Regions from separate parts of the Homo sapiens genome. Here region 2 is linked to region 1. Evidence: chromatin loops called from intact Hi-C (ENCODE). Cell type or tissue: endothelial cell of umbilical vein. All regions are shown on one strand.

Region 1 (8,000 bases):
TCTGGAGAATGACTATGACTTAAGTAATTTTATATTAAGGAGTTAAGTTTTCAACTTAGTAAATTTTTTTGCTCCAAAGCAAAGCTCCAAAATTCTTTTGCTTTACACAGCTACTTCAAAAACCAGTACATAATTTGCATATTCGGATCAATAGGTGGCGCTTTTCCCCTTTCTGACAGTCTCGTTTTCAGAATCCTGTTAGAGTCAAACTTATTGTTACAAATCTTCAATATTACCGATAGAATGCCGAATATTCTAACTAGTAAAAGTTGATTTTTAACTTTTGCAAGCTTATAAGGTTTTAAATTATTGTCAGCTTTTAAAAACTATCCTTTGATACATCATCAAATTTCGTTACCAGTGATCATACTCAAAGAGAACTCTCAGTTATTTGTCCTGTAGCGATATTCAGAAATTATCACTCAGTTTCTTTAATCCTTAAATTATTCCCCACTTATCCTGGTAGAAAACTTCTGGAAAGTAGCATTTTGGAATACCTGATATAGGGTCCCTTCAAATACTGCTATCATGATAAACGTACTTTAAGATTTACAGGAAATTTATCAAAAATGAAACATAAATTTATATTATTGCAAAATGCTTTTAGAATACATATTTTAAAATAGTAAATGTAAGTAGAATATTTCATCAAAAGAAAACAGAATTTTGTATCTGGATTGCTTTTATGAGGATTTATTTATTTACACTGAGTCCTTTTAATTTAACTAAATCTGAGGATTACAAGCAATCAAAGATCTTTGTAAATGGTAGTTGATAATGTTGTAATTTGAAATATAGATGTATTTATAAAAATATTTTATTTAGAATAAATTTATCTAAATTTACACTAAAAAGACATGTCCATAAAATGTTTTCTTCTCACAAAAAGCAGGTAGTCACATTAAACATAGACTGTTTTTTAAGATAATGTACTATAGAAACATAGTCTTTGTTTTTGATTATTTAAAAGATGATTACAGCATGAATAGTGGTTTAAAATATAAGCAACATGATCACTTTCTAATTAAAATGACAGTTTGTATTTTAAAAATATATCTTTATTAAACACAAACATTTGACTACAATAAAGGCATTATTTTAAAGTATAACAAAATTAGGATGGCTATAGATCTTCACATTTTATATCTATTTTTATGTGTCTCATCTTGTTTCCCCCAGTTTCTTCACTACCTTTTCTTCCTCAGTTTGTTTAGGTATACACACACACACACCCACACACACACACATGCATATATATGCAAGCTGTTTGGGGAAAGGAATATATACATACATATTCTGATATGTATATATATATCAGAAACTCTTATGTTAGAAAATATTTTGTCAAGTGTATAACAAGTCAGAAAACTACAAAAAAGTTACACAAATTCTTTATTTGAAATAGGACGACATTTCTTACATCATAAAGCCAAATAAATACATTATATGAATTGTATGACACAATTGAAAGAGCTACATTTTTCAGAACATACAATGTTATTGCATTCTTCCAACCATAGCAAGAAAAATCAAATTTTACAACAAAAATGAGACTTATACAAGATTAGCTTAAATTTCCTCCTCCGAAGAAACATTATCATGTAAGTGACTGAACATTGTTGTGTATTTTGGTATCTTCTCAGTGGTATTGATTCCCTCCTAAGCATGACCGTTCCTGGAAACCTATGAGCAACTGTGAGTGAGGATCCAACCACTTCCCCTATCACTCACAATAATAGTGTTTGTTTGGTTACTCTAGAATTCCCTCACCTCTCTATGCTTCATCCCTTCTACTCCAAGGTAGACTTAAATAATATGAAGAAAGTTTATGTTTGCTTTCTTCTAGAAATTAAAGATTTTTTCCAGAAGAAATTATATTATGGAATTAATGATGCAAGAAGTTGCGTTGATATGAGGTACTACCTTTTAGGCATTTTAATTAAGCTTTCTATACTTTGAAGCTGTTTGGGGAGAGGAACATACTGCATTATTTTTTAATGCAAACCTTTGGGAGGTTCATGATACAGAGGCTAGACTTTAAAGAGCATTGCTCTTTATGTAATTCTGGGTTGTGCTTATATAGAGCTTGACATTATTAGACGACACTAAAAGATAAAATACAAATTCTATACCCTCCAAATTTAAAAGGATCACTGTAACTCTGATAAATGTCAAGTATCAATAGTAGTACGCTTAAACAGTCCTGAAGAGACAAAAACTGATATGATAGGCACAGCCCTGCATTATTGAGACAGCAATGATAAAGAACAACACTTAAGAGATTTTACTAACAGTTTAAGAGTTCTGGCACGGTATAGCCTGTGTATAATGAGGCTTCTAAACGTTCAGCTCACAGAACTAGCGTTTGTGGAGATAAAATACTTTACAAACTCTGTTTCATTAATCTTTACAATATCTCTGTGAAGAATTATGAACACCAATCAACAGATTACAGAGTGACAGCAGTAAAATATTGGATGAATTGCCAATCCTCTCAAAGAGAGCCCTGAAGATTCTCCTTACAATGAAGTTATTTGTTTTCCTTTTTAAAATACCAGTCCTCTAAGACCAAGTTAATATGTTAAACCCTACAAAGAACCAATATGTTTTGCTTTGTTGGGAAGAAAAAAAAAGTGACTTCTCGATAGAGAAGGCCTGAAATCACAACATTTTGAATTCAATAATAGGTTAAACCAATATTTCAATGCCAAATTACATGAATATACAAAAGCAAATCTTCTGAAAAATGTACTGTGTATTATGTGACTCTTTTCAAGGCCTAGTCTAGTGTCCATATTAATGCCAGATAAGAATTTCAATCTTGCAGTAAATTAGTCTAATCATATTATTAAATAACCCATTCAAGTGATTTTAACAGCACATTGTTTGCATTGTATTATTAACAGCCCTTCAAAGGGCAGACAACATCATCACCATCAATAAATAGCTATTGACCACTTACTGTGTATAGCTTGAATTTTTGAAAGATCATATTGTTTCCAATTTGTTAAGCTAATCTTTTATAGAATTTTTTCATGTTAACAAATGAAATTCATTTCATATCCATATGGCAAAAATTAGTCCAGGGCTTCTAAAAAATTTAGAAACCATTTTAACAATTGGATTTTATAATGTATTCAATGGTTTATGAAAACAATGAATATAGAAAGGAAATTATAGAAGCATTCAAGAGCTATGTAATAGCACCAATATCTGCTAAGTTGTAAAAGAGATATAAATTCTCCCATTTCTCCCCACCAATGTCCATACAATTAAAAGCATAAGTTATTCTGCTGTATGTATTGGTTCTGCCAATTCTGTCCATTTACCACTGCTGCATCCCCCGGCCCCTGTAAACAGCATCATTGTGTACAGTTTTACAGGTTTTAATTGTACAACTCTTTAGGAGACCATACACTTTGCAGTCTAGGAGAATGGCACCACCTAGAGGTGTGCAGTACACAAGCTGCACAATCAGACATACACACCAAGTCACCATCACCTCTCATCTGAACTACTCCAATAGTTTCTTATTTTACCTGCTTCCTCTGATCATTGTCTACTGATCCTTTAAAAATGTACAACGCACCATGATATTTTTCTATGTATAACCCTTCCATAGCTTTCCATTGCATTTCAAATACAATTAAAGTATCTTATCTTTTCAATAACTGTTTTTCTACTTAAAGTTCACTTTTTATGGTTAACCCTTTCATCCAAAATAACTCAAATGACACCTCATCAAAGAAGCCTTCTCCAACCACCCATTTTAAATGAGCAACTTTATTTCCTTCTATCCCTTTGTTCCATGTCTTGACAACTGATTAATTTTCTTTATGGCACTTCTTAAAATTGACAGCAAGTCTTATATTTGTTTACTTTTTTGTTATGAGTGAATGAATACAAAATTTAAACTTATGAATATTATTTTTTGTGCTTTACCAACATATATCATAATTTTATTTGGTTGATTGATAAGCTTTGTTTCCACTGAAGAAGATACTACATAATTGAATTATTATCATTATAAGGACTGGATGAATAAGAAAGAAAAAAAGAATGACCAGATGAAAACATGTAGTAATGTAATTGCCCTTTCAATATACCATGAAGCATTCATTGATTTTCTCAGGGCTTCAGTTTTCTTATCTGCAAAATGAGGAAGTTAGAGTACATATTCACTTTTTCCACTTCTGAAACTCAACGATTCTATGATCTCAGGCAAATATTTTCACTTTTTGTAACCCAGTTTCCTCACAGATCTAATATAGATAACTGTTCTGCCACTCACATACCAATGGCAAAGAGAGAAACTGATAAATGTAAAATGATTGGCATACACTAAATTGTCATAGAAGCATACTGGGCTACTAATGTTATTCTTCTGGATATGTACAAATCAAGCCACAGTGAAAGTCATTCCATTAATGTTAGTGAAACTTTCATTTGATTAGTCTATCAAAGTGTAGAGAATGTTTTCCTATTTACTATTTTTTATATAGCTTCCCACATTCTATGTACCACACAGTAAGTGTTATTATCCCCATGTGACAATTATAAAAACTGAGGTTCAGAGATGTTAATTTCCTTCCTGAAGTCACCTACATCGTAAGATTTTGGGTGGCAACTTTAACTCAAGAAGATTTTGAGCCCATATCTACAAATCTTCCTATTATATTAATGTTAAACTTCTAAGCAGCAAAACAATTGATTCTTTCACATGGCCATATTAAAAATACAGAAAAAGTATGGCCTTTTATCCTCAACCTACACGGAATGCATCAGTCCTTTATTATAAAGAACGCAGTGATACTATGGTCTTACAAAATAAAGGTAACCATGTAATAAATCTTGAATACATGACTGAATATGGACCACAACGAGAGAGATGAATCTTTAAGGTAACTTATTTTTGAAAAACTATCAATTGCTGAAGTAGTCTTCATTTTAATAAAGTTACAGAATTATACTTAACATAAAAAATGCACATAGCATATTCTGCCAATTACTTAATCTCATTTTAAAAAATAGTTCTGTGTATTTGACACCTGTCAAAAACTTAGTTGACAGACTTCTTTATTCAATATATTACATCTTCTAGGAATCTAATCAATGTGTCCAATTTACTATTCATAATTTGCATTGCATACTTATGGCTTTATTCCATATTTATCTTCCATTTTCTCATCACCAACTTTCAGTGTTCAATAGAAGTATAAATGGGAATCATGTTATTACTCCAACTATACATTTGTGTATACAACAATGAATTTATTAATTCACACTAAATTGGAAATAAAAAACTAAGAAAATTGTGTTAAATTTGAAACAATCAAATTGAAAAGAAAGATGTATGTAGTTTTACTGTAAATATTGTGCTAATAATTGTGCAAATTTGCCACAAAATCTGCCCTAAATAAGAAAAAGAGCCTTTATAATAATAAGAGCTGACAAATACGGTTTCTTATCAGAGGCAGCTACATAAACTGTGGGCTCCTATGCAAAATGAATATGCCTAGCTTCTTATTCAAAAAGCAGCAAGGAAGTATTATTAAAGGTATGTATTAAACTTATTTTCTGGGGACAGGCACGGTGGCTCACGCCTGTAATCCCAGCATTTTAGGAGGCTGAGGCAGGCAGATCACCTGAGGTCGGGAGTTAGAGACCAGCCTGACTAAAATGGAGAAACCCCATCTCTACTAAAAATACAAAATTAGCTGGGCATGGTGGTGCATGCTTGTAATCCCAGCTACTCTGGAGGCTGAGGCAGGAGAATTGTTTGAACCTACGAGGCGGAGGTTGCGGTGAGCCGAGATCATGCCATTGCACTCCAGCCTGGGCAACAAGAGCAAAACTTCGTCTCAACATAAATAAATAAATCTTGTTTCCTCGCTGGGCGCTGTGGCTCATGCCTGTAATCCCAGCACTTTGAGAAGCCAAGGCAGATGGATCACTGGAGGTCAGGAGTTTGAGACCAGCCTGGCCAACATGGTGAAACCCTATCTCTACCAAAAATAGAAAAACGTAGCCAGGCGTGGTAGCAGACTCTTGTAATCCCAGCTACTCGGGAGGTTGAGGCAGGAGAATCACTTGAACTAGGAAGGAGGAGGTTGCAGTGAGCCGAGATGGCGACACTGCACTTCAGCCTGGGCAACAGGAAGGAAACTTCATCTTTAAAACAAACAAACAAACAAACAAACAAGCTTGTTTCCTTTCTTTTTCTCTCTCCCCTTTCCTCTTTCCTCCCTCTCTCAAATTGTCATGGTGTTTTATTATTATTATTATTATTATTTACTATTTAATTGTTCTAAGGAAAAAAGCAATTAAAAATTTAAATTATTAACATGGATTTTACCTTTCATCTTTATATTGTTCAATGAGAGTTTAAAATGAAAATATCAGAGTATTTGTATGCTGAATTATTGAAATGACACAATTCTTTTTCTTAGTCCATGGCTGGAGGTTGTTGCCTCATACTGAGCAACAGAGACAAACACAAGCCAGATTCAAGAGGGTTTAGAAGAGAAAGAGAGGCTCTTCCCAGATAAAGAACCAGAAAGTACTCCTGGCATGGATATATTCCCTAGGTGGTTGCAGATCTGCATAGGCCCATGGGCCCATGCCATAAAACATCCAGCCTTAAATATCCTCCAACCAGTCGCTGGTCTCATCAGCTGTACCTAGGCTCAGAAATAAATCTGAGGGTGTAGAACCAGCCCTTTTCTCTTCCCACAGGTCTGCCGCCTCAACCTAGGGCAGATAGGCAAGCCTAAAGCATCTTTCAAATTCTGAGCTGCAAGTGATCCATTGAATTGGTCGGGCTAGGAGAGAGGCCAGTCCTTGCCCTGACGTGGCTTCCAGGCAGACGACCAGATACACCGTGGTGCTGCCAGCCTGGAGGGGTGGCCACGGCCCTTCCCCAGGCATCCTGATGCAGCCTGGCTCACGTGCCTGACGTGGACCCTCACTATGCCCACCCTCAGACAACTTGAAGGAAAAGGGGACCCCTAGTAGTTCTGGGGTGGGGACAGGGAGAGGGAGGAGGCTAGTCAGGGTTTTCATTCTAGGCGTGGAAGAAGCAAGAGACCAAGGACCCATCTCTGGAAATGGGAAAGAGGCCGATTGTACCTCAGTAGAGGCTCTAGTGCCCATCCTTGTTGCTCTTTCATCCTGCTTCATGTACAAAGCACAAATTCAAAGAGAAAAATATTAAGCATTTCAAGACATGACTAGAGAGCATAAAACTCCAAGCGTGAATCTCTTTTTAGTGATTGTACTGTTGTTTAATGCCTATGAAGTAGTCTTGGTTCTTAGTATCTGGAGTCACTGTTCTAGGTAGGTAGATACTATTATCCCCATAGAACCAAGAAACCATAACACAGAGAGGCTTAGTAACTGACTCAATGTCCCACCACTAGTAGCCAGTGATCTTAGAAGATTATTTTCATCTTAAGTATGAACAATAACTATGCACTTGAATTATTACATTATTTAGCCTAAATATATTTAACAAATCTTTTTCAATCTGTAGTATATTACTTGTGCACACACATAGTAATATATGTAAATATATATACACACAGTCAAACTGTTTTCTCCTTGAGTATAAATTTATATACAAATATGGACATATATAGCCTACAAGTACAGGAATACGTGTATGCTTATATAAACACTTGTTAAACACACACACACACACACACACACACACACACAGAGATATGAATTTGTTGGCTAATTTTGAAGTCAATGTAAATTTTATTCTTGTCTATTTTATTTTTAATAAGTTAACTGGAAACATTATTTAGAAGTTTCAGAAAAGAATATTTTATTTCAAAGAAGCCGTTTTATTTTAATATTTTATCAATACTCATACTTTTCTATTGCAACTATATAATATAATAATTAAATTTAAAGTTTTACATGTTTAAATATGTAAGCTTCTGTTATTTTTCTCCGTGATAATTTAATATTACATAATTTTCACACTGCTATTTTTC
Region 2 (8,000 bases), 340 kb before region 1:
TATTTTTCTTCATGCATCTTATGCTCCAGAAATTAATTGATATTAATTGATGCTGCTATAAGACCTTAAACTTATCCATGCCTTTATATTTTTGCATATGTGTCTTTCTCATTTTTCATTTCTTGTCCTGGAACATTCTCCCTCACTCCCTGCCTCCCTTCTTCCCTGCCCTTTATCTTTAATATATTAGACTGATACATAGTATCTCTCTCTCTCTCTCTCTCTCTATATATATATATATATAAACTATATTAGACTTTAATACATATATAATATATTAGACTTTAATGAATAATCCTCAAAGCAGAAATATACCTTCTATGAGAAAACTTTCTTTTACTACACCCTACTCTTAAATTGATTTACATATGTCTCTGTATGTGTGTATATCACAAAACTATAAGAAAACAAATGTTGCAAGAAATCAGACATACTCAGAAAAACAAGAGGAAATAATGGATACAAAGTTGATGTGGAGGAACAAAATGCAGAGCATCTCCTGGTATTTTAAGAAAATTAGAAATAGAACTGAAGGAAGTGTTATCCATGCTTCCCTGGCATGCGCAGGATTATTTACAGTAATACTTAAATCAAAAAGTTCAGATGCAGTATATTATAGTCCTTTTCTTAACAATGTCAATCATTTTAAGTTAGTAATGGAGTAAAAAAAACAGTCAGGTTTCAATAGCAGGGCAAAACATTGAAAGGACTTGAATAAAAAATGCTCATTATAGCATGTGCTGTAAAAATATGTGGTTCAGATTTCATTTTATGTAATTTTTGAAGAAAATAGAACATAGCTTGCATAATGCATTTCATAGCAATAATATTATTCATGATAGATGAATAAAACTAGAAAATTTGGTTTATTGCTGTGTGTCGTGTCTGAGTAATGGCTAAATGTACTAGTGCTTTCAATTAGTATCATTGCTTTATACAGAGAGTCAAGTGCAGCCAAATTGCATAGAGAGATGAACTGACAATTTGTCAATTCATTGGCTCAATTACATACCCAAAGAACCACTTTGAGTTTTAGATTCAGGGTGGATTATTTACACTGAACCAATTAACCAGTTCAATGATAAATGTCTACTCTGTGAACGTAACTTGGAAGTAAATATATATCTACAAATCATTTAAAACTATTGGCACTATCTCAAACATCTATGTGCCTACCTTCATACCTAACATAATAAAGAGGAAGAAAGTTACCATGTATTTGCTTATGGCTACTTGATCTGAATTCTTTACATTTAGAAAAGTGTTACATTCCTCAATGATGCACTTTAGAAATGGAATGAGGAGCCCTTAACAACAAGGAAATAAAATTGTATCTTTTATTTCCAAAAAATACGTAATTTCTCATACTAGTTTATGGTTTCCTAGAATACAAAGACTCTGTGCATATATTTTTCTAAGTAATCAATTATTGTTATTGGAATTGAAGTTGAATTCATCAATAAACAAAAATAAGATATTTTATGACATATTATAGAAAGTTACATTCAGTTACAAGAAGGATGAAATATTTCAATAAGAAATCCCCACATCATACAGAGACCACCACATATTAGCAGATATTTACTTGATTTACTTAATTTTTTACTTGATACGTTATATTTCCTTTTACATGCTAATTTCCTCGCTATATTTTTCAATCAGTACTTCTTAAGTATTTCAGGAATGTAAATCAGAATACACACATAAAAATAATCAATATTATGGGATTTTTGTTTTTTTAAAAAGACAACTCCAATTTGATCAAAATAAGACTCTTTTAGAAATGTGGTTCTAGAAACTGAGCCAAGGCCAAAAATAGAAACCTGCAAGGTTTGGGAAATGCAATATCTAAAAAAGCCTGAGGTTGCTCTAAATGCCTATGTTGGAAAATATATATGCTTCTGTATCTTTATCCTACAAGGTTCATTTGTTCATTATTCCCCAGATTCAAGCCTTTGCAAAAAATGTTTCCTCTGCCTCAGTAATGTAGTCATAACAATTTTTGTGATTTCGCTGAGACCTCTGACCTTTATGAAGCCATCCTTTAGCATTCTAGCCAGTACTGAGCTTTATTAATTCGGTACCTGTAAAGCACAGGGTGAGATATAAATACAGTGACGTGCTTTTTCAAACTATTTTCTGATATTCATATTGTTGTATTGTACCATAATTTATAGCATCATTTGTTTTGCCTTATTAATTTGGTTATAATTTCCTGAAAGGATTGACTGCACTTTTATTTCTTTTATATTTCCATAATGATTAGCAATGCCTGATCTTTGCTATCATATCACTCAGTTATACTTTTTGAATAGGTCTTACCACTTTCTGAAGTGATCTTGACCATCCATTTATGTACACACTTTTGTTCTATCTCTCTGCACTAAAACGTGAACTTAAAGAATTCAGGGACCTTGTCTTTCCTGATCCCAGCAGTCTCTCAATTCCTAGAACACTTTCTGCTTCTGAGTAGATCCTCAAATATTTGCGAATGAATGAACAGAGCTCTGATTATGTAACAATGGCCAATACTTAACGGTTTACTTGAGCAAGGACTAAGGAGTAAGTGTTATGAAAGTCCAGGCACTGTGAAGGATTACAAAGAGATCCCAGAGAATGGACCAGTAGACGCTTTCAAGCAAATTCTTTCCTTGATCAGTTCAGTGACTTGACAAAATCACTGACACTCTCTTAGCCTCAGCGTCTTGATTTCTAAAGTGAGGCTAATAAATAATTGTATTTCTTCCCTGTATAATCTTGAAAGATGGGTATGTGAAAATATTTGTCAGCTAATACACTATAGCCATACAGTGCTATGATATTGGTACCTGTGCTCCCTGAATTGGTTTCTCTCAGATTAATTATTTTCAGAACTTTAATAGATGTTAGTAAGTAGACTCTCTCTGCATGTATTAATAAATGTATAATTATTCTCTAGAGGTTTATAAAAGGTAATGTACATATATGTAAAAATGTCAATTTAGAGTTAAAATTAATATTCACTTTTCTGTCCATAGATGGCAGCAATGCACCAACTCTTACATAACTTAATAACATTGTGAAAAAGTTATCTGTATACTAAATACCATGTTCTCTTAATAGTACATGAAAATTATTTAAGGGGAACCATAGCATCAATAGAATATGAACAAAAATATATTTTAAAAATCCTCTGCTGCCAGTCTCAGGCTTTTATTCAGTGAACTCAAGGGTTGCTTCAGTTTGCTCAGCGTGGGAGTCTTTGTCATTTTAACTGGATGTCACAATAGATATTGATAAAAATAAACCTCTTTTTAGATAATAGCAATTCAAAACAACACCAAGAAAATGCCCCGTCTTTCAGTAGTGGCTATTAAAAATGGATTAATACATGCACGCAGCCCTCTTTTATTTGTTTAAAAACATTAAAATGACTAGAAAGCGCTTAAATAAAGAAACCTCTTGTACAGAAAGAATAAGGGAAAATAAAGAAAGGAGATTTCCAGATATAGACCTGAAGACAAAGCAAACCAAGAGAAATGGGCCCATGGGAGACAAGAAAAGCTACAAGATGAGATTGAACTGGAGAGAAATATAATAAATCTAAACAATGCCTCAGAATGCCTATCGGAGTACAAAACGTATTTTGGTCCGTTATTGAATTTTGTGCCTAAAAAATTCCCTATCACATGTTGAATCAGATTGTTTTTGTTTTCCCTTCCTAAATTAAAAGTTCATTATAAATACTTTGAAAAATTATACCTATGTTGAGAAGGCAAGTTGTGAAAGAAATATATTTCCATTTTAAATCAAGAGAAAGAAAGTGGTACAAAATTTCTGTGATGCAACATTTAAAATCTGAAAATAATCTCTTGGTATTGAAAATATGTTAGCACTTAATTTAAATGATTTGGTACATACATTTAAAGAAAAAGACATTTAATATATATATAAAGAGAAAGGGAGAGTGGAAAGGCACACCACACAACTGTCCAATATAACTAAAGATAAATGAAGCCCACTGGAGGGAAAGGACTGTTGCATTTCAGCATCTCACAAGGTTCAAAGCAAAATTCCAAAACAGCTTACAGATGTGGGATTTATTCATATCAAGGGTAGGTCTTTTAATACTGACTTATTTAGCTCTTTAACTCTAAAAAATTCCTAAATCCTGTAAATCCTCCAGGGCCTACTATCTAATTATATTGCATATCCCGCATTTCTACCCAATAAAAACTGCCTTATTATTTAATGACTTGACTTTGGAGTCTTTGAAGACTAAATTCTAGTCTGCTGGAAATGAATTTTAAAATGTTTTCTTTTTGCCATAGTTTTAAATTTGGGCCTATATTTTCCATCTCATCATTCCACAATTTGCCATAATCACATGTTTTTCTAAGTAAATATATTTTCACCAATCCAGCAGTACAGATTGAGAAATTATTCTTCAATATTTTGTATTGTTTATTTTTTTTGAGACAGAGTCTCACTCTGTCACCCAGGTTGGAGTGCAATAGCGTGATCTCGGCTCACTGCAACCTCTGCCTCCCAGGTTCAAGTGATTGTCCTGCCTCAGCCTCCCGAGTAGCTGGGACTACGGGCACATGCCACCACGCCCGCCTCATTTTCGTATTTTTAGTAGAGACGGGGTTTCTCCATGTTAGCCAGGATGGTCTCGATCTCCTGACCTCATGATCCACCTGCCTTGGCCTCCCAAAGTGCTGGGATTACAGGCGTGAGCCACCGTGCCCGGCCCAATATTTTTTCTCTTATTGTGAAACTCATTTCTAGACCAAAAAAATATATTCACTTCATGTTATTAGCTCAACATGTATATATTTATATTAACACATAGAAAATAAAATCAACAGTAAGTTCCAAGTTTTTTGCATTATCCTCCCAGAGGAAATAAAACTAACAGGATCAGAAAAATGTGCAGAGAAAGTGTATTTGAAACCAGATTTGGCATAAATTTCAAACTCTCTATTGGTCATATGCTTGGGTTTTAAATTTTTATAAGTTTGAGAGAGGAATCACTCTGATTCTCCTCATATATGCATTAAAACAAATGTGTATTCGAAATAGATTTATATATTTTTTCAAATCAATCTATAGATTAAGATGTATCAAAAATATCTCAATTACTAATACATGAAAAGGTGATGATGGCAGTGAATATTTGTAGAAAGGATAAACTACTTTCTATTTTTGAAAACTAATCTTTTGAAAAGTAAAAGCTTTAAAAATTTTATTATTTCTTTCTTGAATACAACAGTTACTCAGTTGAATTAAAACATAAGGTTCATATTGAACATTGTGTGAAATGTTAATTTTTAAAAATTATCTCCCAAAATGATGTCGAGGGAAAATAACCTATATTGGTTATATCTACATTGAAATATTACTTGGAGGGGTATAGTTACATAGGGAATTATTTTTAGAAAAGTGATTTTATTATGATCATTTACTGTTATTTTGAGTCCCCTTGTTATTTTGAGTGAAAAGATAAGCACAATCTTTATTAAAATAACCAACACAAAAATATTAGTGGAATTTTATAATTGTCCTTTGTCACTTTAAAAACAGTTGGAAAGGTTGAGACTCTACTGTTAAGGAAAAATACAAAACTGTTTCAAGTCAATTTGTACAGCTGGTTTCAAAATCTCTGGCAAAATTAAAATCGCCAATTCAAATGACAAAATGTGTTTTCTGAATGAGTTGTTAATCACTAGAAAGTAAATAGTACAGCTATCTAAAGGAAATTATTTCTGAGACAGATATGTCAAGTAATTTAATCCCCAAATATGTGTGTTATTTTATCATCTTAGAGATGAAAAAATAATCTCTCTTGTTTAACGAATAGTAAGCGATACGGTAAAGAAGGTGCCATAATATGTATGACCAAATGTCCTTGTGCTAGAGTTAGAGTAGGGATCAGACTGCAAATACAATTATTACATACATGTTTAAATGTCTTCTCTCCATTAACAGAAATGATGAAGCTCCTAGAAAGCTAAATGATTAAAAATGTTGGCGGTGGGTGGAGGACAGATTCTAATCTGAAATGCACAGTGTGTATGGCTGCATATCTCAAAAAGCTGTTACAGTGATAGAAAAACAGAAACTGTGAGTTGTACAGTGTTTTTCGAAAGCCAGGGTGGTTGAAATTAAAATGCCAGGAATCAGCCATATGATATGTGGTGCACCTTCTCAGGAGGAAAAATCGGAGGAGGTATTCTAGCATAAAAAAGTCACCATTACAGTATGAGGTATTAAAAATTGCCAATTAAAAGCATATAAAATTATAGTTCATATGGTTCTGTCTTTGAGAATTTAGTTGTAGACTATGGTTCTTTCGCAAATATCTAACTGTTACCAATAGAAGGCAGGAATATTCTGACTCTGAAATTAAGGTCTATTTTTGCATTCTCATTTGTTGCTGTATGCATAAATGTTACAATTTTGTTATGACGAAGATGCTGACATAAAATACCTATATAATAAAATCGTGATATTATATATGTTGAATACACACACACACACTATAGTGTGTATATATATATACACACATATATATAATATATTTTAACATTGTAGGGAATAATACTATATATATATATATATATACTATACATAGTATATATATATTTTTTTTTGAGACGGAGTCTCGCTCTGTCGCCCACGCTGGAATGCAGTGGCGCGATCTCCGCTCACTGCAAGCTCCGCCTCCCGGGTTCACGCCCTTCTCCTGCCTCAGCCTCCAGAGTAGCTGGGACTACAGACACCCACCACCACGCCCGGCTAGTTTTTTGTATTTTTGGTAGAGACGGGGTTTCACCGTGTTAGCCAGGATGGTCCGCGCCCGGCCGGAATAATACTATATTTCAAAGCCTTTCATTGCTCCTACCCATGTGTTAGCTTTTTATTATATTAAATTTACTGCTAATTAATAAGTGCTTATTGATAATTGAACTGAATATTTTGTCCTAAAAATGAAAGCCCTTCCTAGCCGTACTGCATAGTCAACAGATGTGTAACAGAGACCCTTCTTTTCTAATTCCATATCCCCTCCTATAATTATAAGACAATTAAAACTGTTACTGGGTTCATAACCAAAACACATCAACAGATCAGGAGTTTTATTGTCATAACCCCTTAGGATATAGATGGCACCTTTCCATGTTGCTAGTGCAACTACTCGATGTTTCAACACATTTGTTACACAAACTGTTTGAATTTGAGGTTCCAGTCTTCACTTATTTTTACTATTGTTATCTCTTATTCCATGGTTAAACATCTACATGACATTTTATTTAATGGTTTTTCAGTGAAAAGTTATTTACTACAATGGATTCCTTGCCAAGTGGAGGTTATTCCTGATAATTGCTGAAGATTCCTTGTTACCACCACCATGAATTTTAATGCTGTCTAATGAGTCAATTCTAGTGATGAAGGAAACCCCAGGGCAGAGTGAAGACTGTCACTTTTGGAATAGCAGAGGGCATAAATGATCCCTCTAAGCCCAAGGGTTGGAATAGAGAAGATGAGGTAGAAGGAGGTTTAACAATGGAGACTCTTGCATAAACTAAGTGGCAAATACCTTGACAGGTTACAATTACAATATTTCTGCCAAGATGGAGTATGACATCAGAACTCTAGTTAGTTTGCATGATGAAAACATAAAAGTAGCCTCCGTGATATAGAAGATATACAAGAGAATTTTGTTTAGCTAAATCACAAAGCACGAATAAGATAAATGTTTTTTTTTCTTCTACTGACAGACATTTTGAAAAACATCATTTATTGGGCATTTACTGTGTGTTAGAGCCATTACATATAGTACTAATAATAACATTGTGAGGCAGAAATATGTATTTCCTTTTGAATGTTAAGAAACTAAGATTAAGAGAGATTCAATAAATTGGCCTTCTAGGCATAGCTCAAAGGCACAATGCTCCAACTGGGAATTGGGCTTCTCTGACTACAGAGTTAACTATTTTCATGATGCCACAACTTTATCT

The links. Peaks named below come from ENCODE experiments on the same cell type or tissue, not always from the same donor. Only the 100,000 strongest peaks of a DNase experiment are listed, where the experiment ranks them.
Region 2: it touches region 1 in a loop (9-fold over the local background); 12 of 110 quality-filtered maps call a loop at or near these places.

The regions. Positions count from the first base shown.
Region 1 is chr13:70,960,883-70,968,882 of GRCh38, forward strand. No RefSeq gene overlaps it. Among named protein-coding and RNA genes, the nearest start is that of LINC00348, 50 kb to the right of the region's middle. In endothelial cell of umbilical vein, CTCF peaks have their summits at 195, 3,452 (motif pointing left) and 3,657; a DNase peak (open chromatin) is centred at 159.
Region 2 is chr13:70,620,451-70,628,450 of GRCh38, forward strand. No RefSeq gene overlaps it. Among named protein-coding and RNA genes, the nearest start is that of LINC00348, 390 kb to the right of the region's middle. In endothelial cell of umbilical vein, no CTCF peak of the experiment used is centred here; a DNase peak (open chromatin) is centred at 3,031.